Linked DNA regions of Homo sapiens: region 1 is linked to region 2. A link is an interaction called in ENCODE POLR2A ChIA-PET data of the cell type or tissue named here. Cell type or tissue: CD4-positive, alpha-beta T cell. All regions are shown on one strand. Each heading gives the region's core, and the rest is flanking DNA. Links, peaks and the distances in the headings are about the cores only.

Region 1 (5,342 bases), core at 343-5,342, 240 kb after region 2:
AGCTACTCTCTCCCCTCACTCCCCGACAATCTTCGCCTGTCCTGGTCGGCTGCCTGGGTCTGCTCATTTACCCTTCAAAATTCAACTCAGCATCACTTCCCACAGGGAAGCCCTCCAGAACCCCTTAGGTGCCCCACACGTGGTTACCTACCTCCTCTCACTCATTTTTCTTTTTTCTTTTTTTTTTTTTTTTTGAGAAGAAGTCATGCTCTGTCACCTGGCCAGGCTGGAGTGCAGTGGCACAATCTCAGTTCACTGCAACCTCTGCCTCCCGGGTTCAAGTGACTCTCTTGCCTCAGCCTCCCGAGTAGCTAGGACTACATGCGTGCACTACCACACCTGGCAAATTTTTGTATTTTCAGTAGAGACAGGGTTTTGCCATGTTGGCCTGGCTGGTCTCAAACTCCTGACCTCAGGTGATCTGCCCTCCTCGGCCTCCCAAAGTGCTGGGATTACAGGCATGGGCCACTGTGCCCGGCCTCTTTTTAGGACGGAGCCTCGCTCTGCCCCCCAGGCTGGAGTGCAGTGGTGCGATCTCAGCTCACTGCAACCTCCGCCTCCCAGGTTCAAGTGATTCTCCTGCCTCAGCCTCCCGAGTAGCTGGGATTACAGGCGTGTGCCACCCTGACCGGCTAATTTTTGTATTTTTGGTAGAGACAGCGTTTCACCAGCCAGGCGGTCTCAAACTCCCGACTTTCTGTGATCCGCCCGTCTTGGCCTCCCCAAGTGCTGGGATTACAGGTGTGAGCTTCCACACCCGGCCTCCTCTCATTTTGAGCTTATGTAAATGCCTACCGGCCCCCAGTAGGGCTGGGGCAGGGTTGACTTTCCAGTGCTGTCTGGGATGGCTGGGAGCAAAGAGGCTGAGGACTGGGCAGCATCCCCCTAGATGGCCCCATCCTGTTCTGGCCCTGTTCTGGCTTCCCTAACTCAGCTTGGGTTGGGGGCAGCCCCAAGCCCCATCCCAGACCCTCTGCAGCTCTGGCAACAGCTAGGTCCAGAGATGACCTCAGCCTGGGGAGCCAGTGTTCCTGGGGAGACAGAATCTCATTGCCTCCCACCCCAACCTGAGAAAGCCTCTCGTTTGGGGGTGGGGTGAGGTTCAGGGAGGGATCCTGGATCTACTCCAAGCCCTGTTTGCTCCACTGACCAGGAGAAAAATGCGGAAAAGGGGTGAAAGGGTGACATCACCCAGGATTGCTCCACCTCTGGGGCAATTATCGGGAGCAGGGCGGCCCCAGTCAGACGCAGGCAGCCCCAAAGCCTGAACAGGCAGGGCCAGACCCAGGTAAGAAGCCAAGGTCCGGAAGGGTCGCGGGCGCGGGGCAGGGCTGAGGCCCCACGTCAGGTCGCGTGGGTCTGCGGAGCTGGGGTCCCCCACGAAGGGTTTGCGGGACTCGCATCCGGCCTTGGCCTTGGATGTTTATGGGTCTGTCTGTGGGTGAGCCTGTGGGTCCCGGGGCTCCCGAGGCCTGTGCGGCTTTCAGGTCTGGGGGTGCTGCCGGTGCGCCTCTGTCCAGGGACCAGCTCCTCTGTCCCGGGTGGGTGTGGGAGGCGGACCCGGTGGGGAGGGGCGGTGGCTGCCCTGAAACCAGAGCTCCCTCTCGCCGGTACCCAGGTCTGTGTGAGGCTTCCGGCCCCCAGGCTCGGGCCTGCGCCCAGCCCACCCTACACCCCTAGGCGTGTGCCCCCAGCCGTGCCCAGCAGGGGCGGAGGGAGGGCAGAAGCTTTCTCCGGGCGGCAGCGGAGGGCGGGGCTCCAGCGCGGGGGGCCGGGTCAAGGACGGGGGCGGGTCCCGAGGGCACGGCCGTTCCCTGCGCGCCCCGATTGGTCTTCGTGTGCCGGCCCCGCCCCCGCCGTGAGTCCCACACTTAAAAGCGCCGCCTCCGCGCCGCCCGCGTAGCTTCTTCGCCTCCGCCAGCGGGGACCCCGAGCTAGAGCCGCAGCGGGACCTGCCCGGCCCCCGGCTCCAGCGAGCGAGCGGCGAGCAGGCGGCTCACAGAGGCCTGGCCGCCCACGGAACCCGGGGCCCGGCGGCCGCCGCCGCGATGTTTCCCCGCGAGAAGACGTGGAACATCTCGTTCGCGGGCTGCGGCTTCCTCGGCGTCTACTACGTCGGCGTGGCCTCCTGCCTCCGCGAGCACGCGCCCTTCCTGGTGGCCAACGCCACGCACATCTACGGCGCCTCGGCCGGGGCGCTCACGGCCACGGCGCTGGTCACCGGGGTCTGCCTGGGTGAGCGGGGCCGGGGGCGGCAGGCGGGGGGCTGGCGGGAAGGCCGTGCGGGGCCGGGGGATGGTCTCCGTGAGCGGAGGGGCCCCGCGGCGAGTCGGTGGGTACCGTGGGGAGGGTTCCGGTCCGCGCCTGGGGAACCCGGCGAGGATCCAATCCGGGTCGCTGGCCTGGGGGCGGGGCCTGGTTTGTTTTGCTCCGAGGGTGCCCGGGGCCCGCCTGTCTGGCGCAAAGGTTTGGGGGCGGGCAGGTGCAGCAAAAGCTGCTTAATTGGACAGAAAAAGTAACTCGTGGGCGGGACCGTGAGAATCCGAGGAGGGACCTAAGTCACCCCGTGGCCCTGGATATTACAACCGGTGCCAGCGATCGGTCACAGTGTCCTGGGCTTCCGCAGTTGCAGGCTGCTATCAGGGGGCCTGGCATGGGGGTAGCCTCTTGAGAGGCGTCTGGGAACCGTGACCTGGTCCTTCCCAAGGGCCCGGAGGAGGAGCCCCGCTGAGGTCAGGGCTGGGCGCGAAGGGGCTCTCCTGCCCTCTCCTTGCACACGGTGCCCTGTGGCCTGGCTCCCCGCTGCGGCCCACCGCGTTTGCACACTTCATGGGTGAGGGTGCTTCTGGGCTCTGGTGCCTGGGTCAGGAGTGGATGGGTCTCTGTGTGCTGGGCTGGCCTCGGCTCGCACCATCGGCTGCCATGAGGGAGTGATGTTTACAGCACACGACTTCAGGAGCCTGTGAGGACACCCAAGATGACAGGGGCACTCTGCTCAGCAGGAGCCTGTCCGGGGCTCACCCCTGCCCTCTTCCTCTGAACTTTGTCCTGGGAGGGAGGGGGCTGGACCACAGAAGTGAACCTCTCAGGTCCCAATAACTAGAGCTATTATTGGGAACAGCCCCCTCCAGCCCCCTCCCTCTCATGGAGGCCTTCAGACAAGCGCCTCAGTCGGCCCCCTGGCTTCAAGATACATCAAGGTCCCTGCTACCCGAGCCAAGGACACCTCTCCCACAGTGCTTCCCCACCCTGCTCCCAACAAGACTCCTTCTCACGGGTGGTCTTGCACAGCTGGAGCCCATAGTGCAGCAGGTGCTGGCTGAAGAGCCCCTGGCTCCACACTGCCCCACTCCTGACCAGGGTGATGCACTGGAGGAGGGCTTGGACCTCAGCTCCTCCCTCAGTGCTCCCGACCACTTCCAGGGACTATCCCCAAGCTGGCCAGCACTCCTGCGCCCCAAGAGGAGTGTTTGGGGTGCTTCCTCTTGGCTGCAGTGGGACACAGGTGTGCCTTCCTAGGAACTGGGCCCTGACTACTTCCAGCCCAACACTCCCGGGCCTGTGAACTGTGACCTGTGTGCCGGGATGGGTTTTGTGGGTCTGCCCCATCCCCGCACTGCTGGATCTGGCCAAGTGGGTGAAGGCTAAGGCCGGTCAGAGTTGAGTTTCTGCCTTGTCCCCTCTCCTGGGCTAGATGCCACACCAGGCCCAGTGACTCATAGGGCAGGCAGTTGGGAAATACCAGGCAGAGGGCAGGTCCTGGTCTCAGCTGGCCAGCCTCTGCTGTCTGCCATCCCAGGGGAGGTGGCCAAAGTCCCAACTGTGAGCCAGGCCCCACATTCACTGGGCCTCCTCCAGGGTCTGTATGCCATGGAACCCTGGACATGGGGCTATGAAGGAAGGTGGGTGTTGCTAAGCCCAGGAGCATGGGCCCCTAACCTTGGCCCTGTGCCCCAGGTGAGGCTGGTGCCAAGTTCATTGAGGTATCTAAAGAGGCCCGGAAGCGGTTCCTGGGCCCCCTGCACCCCTCCTTCAACCTGGTAAAGATCATCCGCAGTTTCCTGCTGAAGGTCCTGCCTGCTGATAGCCATGAGCATGCCAGTGGGCGCCTGGGCATCTCCCTGACCCGCGTGTCAGACGGCGAGAATGTCATTATATCCCACTTCAACTCCAAGGACGAGCTCATCCAGGTGGGGCCTGGTGGAGCCATGCTGGGTGGCGGTGGGGGGGGCAGTGGGAACCTCAAGGCCTCTGCTCATTCTCTCCCACTCTGTCCCTGCCCTGAAGGCCAATGTCTGCAGCGGTTTCATCCCCGTGTACTGTGGGCTCATCCCTCCCTCCCTCCAGGGGGTGGTGAGTATTCCTAGCCCTGGACACCTTCTATGGGGTGGGCCGTGGGATGAGGGACAGAGGAGGAGGCCGCCTAGAGCCATCCTTCAGGCCCTTGCTCTGCCACCGCCTGTTACCCACTTCCCCTGTGTTACTCAAGAAACAGCTGTGGCAACGCACGCTTCCTGGCCCCCCATCCCTTCCTCCGTCCCTGCCCTCCCCCGTCTACCATCTGCTCAGTGCCCAGGCTGGCCCACAGCCAGTGCCCAGTGGGTAAAACGCTCAAATGAGGTAGCCACTGAATGGGGCCCTTGGTGGCCGGGTGGGGTGGCTGGGGTGGGTGGCCAGTGCAGCCACAGGCCCTCACATACGGTCCTGTCTGTGTGTCCCGTGGAAGCGCTACGTGGATGGTGGCATTTCAGACAACCTGCCACTCTATGAGCTTAAGAACACCATCACAGTGTCCCCCTTCTCGGGCGAGAGTGACATCTGTCCGCAGGACAGCTCCACCAACATCCACGAGCTGCGGGTCACCAACACCAGCATCCAGTTCAACCTGCGCAACCTCTACCGCCTCTCCAAGGCCCTCTTCCCGCCGGAGCCCCTGGTGAGCTCTGCTCCGAGGACTGTGGCCTTCCCAGCCACTCCTCACTGGGCACCAAGGGAGAACACTGATCCTTTGACTTCTGAGTGCCCAGGGTAGGGTGGTGGGAGCCTCTTCTGAGGGCTGGGGAAAGCGCACAACCTTTCTAGGGGCAGATGGCCCATCCAACCTCTCTGTCTAGCTGCTCTGTCCAGGCTCCCTGTCCAGTCTCTCTCTCTTTTTTTTTTTTTTTTTTGTTTGAGACGGAGTCTCGCTCTGTTGCCAAGGCTGGAGTGCAGTGGCAGGATCTCAGCTCACTGCAACCTCTGCCTCCAAGGTTCAAGCTATTCTCCTGCCTCAGCCTCCCCATTAGCTGGGATTACAGGCGCCTGCCACCATGCCTGGCTACTTTTTGTATTTTTAGTAAAGA
Region 2 (5,357 bases), core at 178-5,177:
AAGAGACTGAAGGCACAAACTGTTTCAGTATAATAAAGAAAATAGAATAAGAATAGTCCTAATACGAATTAGATACAGAGATGATCATGGAAAATTATCAATCATTATTATAAATATTAGTCATTAGCTTTTAATATTACTCTTTGTGGCATTACTAATACAACCTAGGAATAACCGGCGGGTATAGGGTCAGGTGCTGAAGGGACGTTGTGAGAAGTGACCTAGAAGGCAAGAGGTGAGCCCTCTGTCACGCCAACATAAGGGCCGCTTGAGGGCTCCTTGGTCAAGCGGTAACGCCAGTGCCTGGGAAGGCACCCGTTACTTAGCCGACCGTGAAAGGGAGTCTCCTTTCCTTGGAGGAGTCAGGGAACACTCTGCTCCACCAGCTTCTTGTGGGAGGCTGGATATTCTCCAGGCCTGGCCTGCAGTCATCCGGAGGCCTAACCCCCTCCCTGTGGTGCTTGAATGATCACACTCCTTATCCACTTTCATGCTCCTCCCGTACTCCTGGCTCCTCTTTGAAGTTCGTAGTAGATAGCGGTAGAAGAAATAGTGAAAGTCTTAAAGTCTTTGATCGTTCTTCTAAGTGCAGAGAAGAAAATGCTGACATATGCTGCCTTCTCTCTTTGCTTCGGCTGCCTAAGAGGGAAGGGCCCCCTGTCCTATGATCACGTGACTTGCTTCACTTTATCACTTAGAAGATTCACCCTCCTTACCCTGCCCCCTTGTCTTGTATGCAATAAATATCAGCGCACCTAGGCGCTCAGGGCCACTACCGGTCTCCACGTCTTGATGGTAGTGGTCCCCCGGGGCCCAGCTGCTCTTTATCTCGTGTCTTTATTACAATCTCTGGTCTCTGCACACGGGGAGGACACCTGCTAAGCCCCCGTAGGGCTGGACCCTACAGAAAACCACACCCCTCTCTTGCCCTGCTCCTTAGTTACCTCCACCTTTACCTTCCCCTTTGCAGCAAATTGACCTGAAAGAGAAGTTGGTGTTCACAGCCCCTGCGTGCTCTCTGCTCACTCTCCAAACTCCAGCCCCTGGCCCCAGCGCCGCTGGCCCTCGGTGAGTCGCAGTGGCCCACCCTGCTGCACCCAGGCTCCCTCCCCCGCCTGTGTGTGCACGCCCTCTCTGGCTTCCAGAAGCCCCTCTCCTGGTTTGTCCTCCGGCCCCCACCCCTAGCACCCCCTGTGCCCCTTCCTAGTCTCCTTTGCAGATTCCAAACCTCTTCAAGTTGGAGTCCCAGAGTTCAGGCACTGGTCCCCAGTCACACCCCACATGCGATTCCCACATAGTTCTCTTCATCCAGTGCAGCCTCTGCCCACTGCATCTCCTCTGACACGTCCCATTCCCCCAAGGGCGCTAGATAAAGGGGCACCTGCGGACACACACGCTGAGGCTCCTGGGAAGGAGGACCGACCGCCTGTGTTCAGCTTAGAGCCCCCGACCTCCATCTGTCGCTGCTCCTCGGGGGCTGCTGGTAGTTGTCATAATAAACACAGACACCCACGATGAGACGTGAACACGCTCCTCAGTGAGCATTCTTGGGCAGTGCACAACCTCCCCAGCCATGCCAGCCCGCGCTCAGGCCTCCCCCGTCTTCCCCGTCTCTCCGGCGTCGGTTCTCAAGCTCGTCCTTCCCCGCCTCATTTCTCCAAAAGTCCGCAGCAAATCCTGGCAACTCCGCCTTCAGCATCTACCGGGAGCCGGCACTTCCCACACCTGCGCAGACCCACCCGGGCCCCAGCCCAGGCAGCCCCTGCACGGGGAGCCCGCGGGTCTCTGGCGCCCGCTCGGGACGCCTCCCCAGCGCTCCCCGCAGAGCGGCCAGGGGGTCTCGCGAGTCCGCGCCAGCTCGGGATCCCCGGAGCCTCCCCTGGTGCGCTGCAGCCACGCAGGCCTGCGTCCCGAGGCCCACACGGCTTCTGCGCGGCATCCTCAGGACGACCTGGAGCCAAATCCACACGGGACGGCACAGCAGCGTCCTGCCGAGCCCGCCTCGTCCGCCAGCGCGCACGATTCACCGCGCCTGCTGCGGGACGGGCGGACGCGGGGCTGGGCTGGAATAGCCGGCTCACGGAGGGCTCCGGCAGTGTTTGTTCAGAGGAGCGCGGCGCTGGTAGCAGGCGACGCCAGGACTCTTCTCCCCAGGTGCTCCCGCCGCGCGCGGGGCTAGGGAGGAGCTGCGGGCGGGGTTGCGGCGTGGGGGCGGGGCTGCGAGGGTGGGGGCGGGGCTGCGGAGCAGCGGGCGTGAGGCGGGGCTGCGAGGGAGGGGGCGGGGCCGTGGGCGGCCGTCCCGAGGCAGGGCGGGGCTGCAGACGTGGGGGCGGAGCTGCGGGCGCGAGGCGGGGCGGGGCTGCGGGGGTGGGGGCGGGGCTACGTGCGTGGGGGCGGGGTGGGGCTGCGGGCCCGAGGAGGGACGGGGCTGCGGGCGTGGGGGCGGAGCTGACGTACAGGAAGCAGCTCCCATTCGCTCTGGGCGGTGGGCGGAGATCCGGGCGGTACCAGCTGTCCCGGCCGCGGGGGGGACGGCCTGGACCAGCCCATGGTCGCGGGTTAAACAGTACGAGCTCTTCCAGGATATTGGTCTCCCCGGGCGGCAGTCCTGCATTAAAGAGTGTTTCCAAGGTGGAAGGGAGGCCGTTTGAACGCCTCGAGACCCCCGGCTGCAAGGAGTGGCACCTTCCTCACTTCAGTCATTTCTTTCCCGCTCTGGTCTCAGTGGTTCCAGTCAGCGAGCAGGACAGAGGAGCCCGGAAGAGGCGCCGTGCACTTCCGGGTCGAAGAGCGCACGGCGGCGGCAGAGGCGGCGGCGGCCGGGCCTAGGAGCGACTCTCGGTCGTGCAGCGGCGGCGAGCGCTCGCGAGCGGCTGCGGGACGCGAGGTTTCCGGGTAAGTGCGGCGGCCGCGCCGGCCCTGGGGGCCCTGCTCCTCCGGGCCGCGGGCCGCCTGTGGGCGCCACGCGCTTTGTCTGCGGCCTGCACCGCGGGGCGAGGCCTGCGCCGCGCTGGCCGCGGGCCGGGAGGGCGGGCGGGCGCGCGCGCGCTGGGAGGCCCCGCCGAGACTGGGAGGCCCCGCCGAGACTGGGAGGCCCCGCCGAGACTGGGAGGCCCCGCCGAGACTGGGAGGCCCCGCCGAGACTGGGAGGCCCCGCCGAGACTGGGAGGCCCCGCCGAGACTGGGAGGCCCCGCCGAGACTGGGAGGCCCCGCCGAGACTGGGAGGCCCGTGGCCTGCGGGCGGACGTCCTGGGCTTGCGAGGACGCGGCGAGAGCCCACTCGCCTCGCTCTGTGGCACCCACGCCCATGCCCCCTGCGAGTCCGCCCTGCCGCGTTTGGGAGAGAGCTGTGACTTCGTTGCCTTGTGTCCGGCCCCTGTGCATGGTTGCCGTCGTGGGCTTCTGGCCTTGTCTGCATGTCCACAGGCCTGTGTGGCTGGCGGTTTTCCTATTCCTTAACTCTTGCAGTCCTCACAAGAGCCTCTCAGGTGTAGGTATTGTTCCCGTTTTACAGAGGAGGGGATTGGAGCCCAGAAAGGCTAAGTAACTGGCCAGCGCCGGCAGCCGGGGATCCGCGCCAGCCCCGACTCCTACCATGCTCCTTTTGACGGGGCTTGTGTTGCCCCTTCTTCGGAGTTTATGTGCTTTACTTGTTTCGACAACAGCAGAACAGCAGTCAGCTGGGTGAACCACGTTCTGGCCAGTGGTCAATGGACAGGCTCTGAGGCCGAGCTGAGGTTTGACTTCGGGTTTGGCATAGTTGATCTCTCTCCTGGACCATCCGGTTTTCTTTCTTATTGGAAGAATGTTAAGTCAGAGTGCTAGTGGATGGATGGCACCTCAGCATCATGGCCATGACAAGCCTGGCCTTGGCCCTCAGCAGGGCTGTGTTTATCTCAGGCCCGCGGAGACCTTTGTGCGTGCCTGACTTTTTGACTTCCATTGCAGTTGACAATTTTGAGTTCTCCTAGCTGATACAGCAGATGGTGAATACAAGAATAAAAGTCGGCCTGAGTTGAGGTGTTGGACTTGGCTGCAGGCTTGTTCAGTGCCTGGGATGGGCACTCAGGTGCCGAGACTGGCGTGGAACGGGGTTGCAGGCACCCCGGACACCAGAGGCCCTTTTCATTCCTTAGTAACAGTTGGGACTGCCAATGCATTGGTTCCCCTGAATTTGAAAAGAGAGAGAAATAGCCTTTCCAGTTTTTTGTTTTCCTCTTTAATCCCCCAAATCTGGAGGCTAAGCAGGAGAGTCACAGTGGTTCCTCCACCCCAGAGCTCTGCTAGCCCAGCCAAAGGTGGCCAGCAGCTGGGAAGGGCTGTGGTCTTTTCTGCAGAAATGGCTTCCTGGCCTGTGGCCTGGGACATGGCAGAGGTGGGTATGGGGAAGGGAAGATTTGTTGGAGTTGGGGCTGCTGGTGCAACCAGGAGGTCCTAAGCTAGGGGCTCCCATTAACCCAGCATCCTAACTACAGGTCCTGGTGGTCCCAAACAGGTCTTGTGCCTGGTGCTTGTGCCAGAGGGTACCTGCGGAGGCTTCCTGGGTTATTTTGTGTTCTCTGGCAAAATAGCCCCTGGTTACTTTTGTGTGATATCGAGGAAGGATGTTGTTCAGCCTCACGTAACCTGAACGTTCCTGCTGCTGTGGTGGAGGAGTGTAAGAGGCCCGTGGAGTCTTCCCTCACCAGCTGTGGTAAAGTTCAAAGGCCTCAGGACTTAGCCCCACAGGTGCATGGACTCGCAAAGTTCAGCCTCATTCCTGAGCTGGTATTTCTGGCCAGCTCCTATGTGCCAAACCCCACACGGCCTCACTGATCTCTTCTGGCAGCCCTGGGGCAAGCCCTGCCATTGCCTGTCGCCCCACCTAACCCTTGGAGGTGGTCCCCAATCTCAGTGCATCAAGGGAGAGGCCAGGAGCTGTTTGTTCACATACTATGGCTCACTGCAGCCTCGAACTCCTGAGCTGAAGTGATCTTTGCACCTCAGACTCCCGAGCAGCTGGGACTACAGGCGGTTTCCACCACACCTACCTGGTTTTTAACGGTTTTGCCATGTTGCCCAGGCTGGTCTCATAACTTGCAGGCTCAAGTGATCTGCCTGCCTCAGCCTCCCAAAGTGCTGGGATTACAAGCATGAGCCACCACGCCCGGCTGATTCACATTTTTTTTTTTGAGACTGAGTCTCACTCTGTCGCCCAGTGGCATGTAGTGGCGCGATCTCAGCTCACTGCAACCTCCGCCTGCCAGGTTCAAGCAATTCTCCTCCGGAGTAGCTGGGACTACAGGTGCACGCCGCCATGCCCGGCTCATTTTTTCTATTTTAGTAGAGATGGGGTTTCACTGTGTTGCCTAGGCTG

What was found. ChIA-PET counts read pairs that join two places held together with the same protein. Peaks named below come from ENCODE experiments on the same cell type or tissue, not always from the same donor. Only the 100,000 strongest peaks of a DNase experiment are listed, where the experiment ranks them.
Region 1: POLR2A ChIA-PET joins it to region 2 with 14 read pairs; 13 of 35 experiments call an interaction of 5 or more read pairs at or near these places.

Annotation. Positions count from the first base shown.
Region 1 is chr11:817,671-823,012 of GRCh38, forward strand. It overlaps PNPLA2 (patatin like domain 2, triacylglycerol lipase), which reads left to right and starts at 1,244. Exons shown (of 10, transcript NM_020376.4): 1 at 1,244-1,288; 2 at 1,904-2,235; 3 at 3,958-4,190; 4 at 4,288-4,353; 5 at 4,727-4,936. The coding sequence starts at 2,049. RefSeq lists enhancers at 999-1,293, 2,829-2,878 and a silencer at 1,489-2,378. In CD4-positive, alpha-beta T cell, for the core only: a CTCF peak has its summit at 1,573; DNase peaks (open chromatin) are centred at 1,831, 2,091, 2,461 and 3,721; H3K4me3 peaks cover 2,631 bases; H3K27ac peaks cover 303 bases.
Region 2 is chr11:573,698-579,054 of GRCh38, forward strand. It overlaps PHRF1 (PHD and ring finger domains 1), which reads left to right and starts at 2,773. Exons shown (of 18, transcript NM_001286581.2): 1 at 2,773-2,895. LOC124902805 (translation initiation factor IF-2-like) reads left to right here. Exons shown (of 4, transcript XM_047428004.1): 2 at 1,041-1,068; 3 at 1,520-2,154; 4 at 2,726-2,899. The coding sequence ends at 2,899. It overlaps LOC143666 (a long non-coding RNA gene), which reads right to left and starts at 2,188. Exons shown (of 1, transcript NR_026967.1): 1 at 111-2,188. In CD4-positive, alpha-beta T cell, for the core only: no CTCF peak of the experiment used is centred there; DNase peaks (open chromatin) are centred at 664, 2,464, 2,754, 3,320 and 1 weaker place; H3K4me3 peaks cover 3,600 bases; H3K27ac peaks cover 402 bases.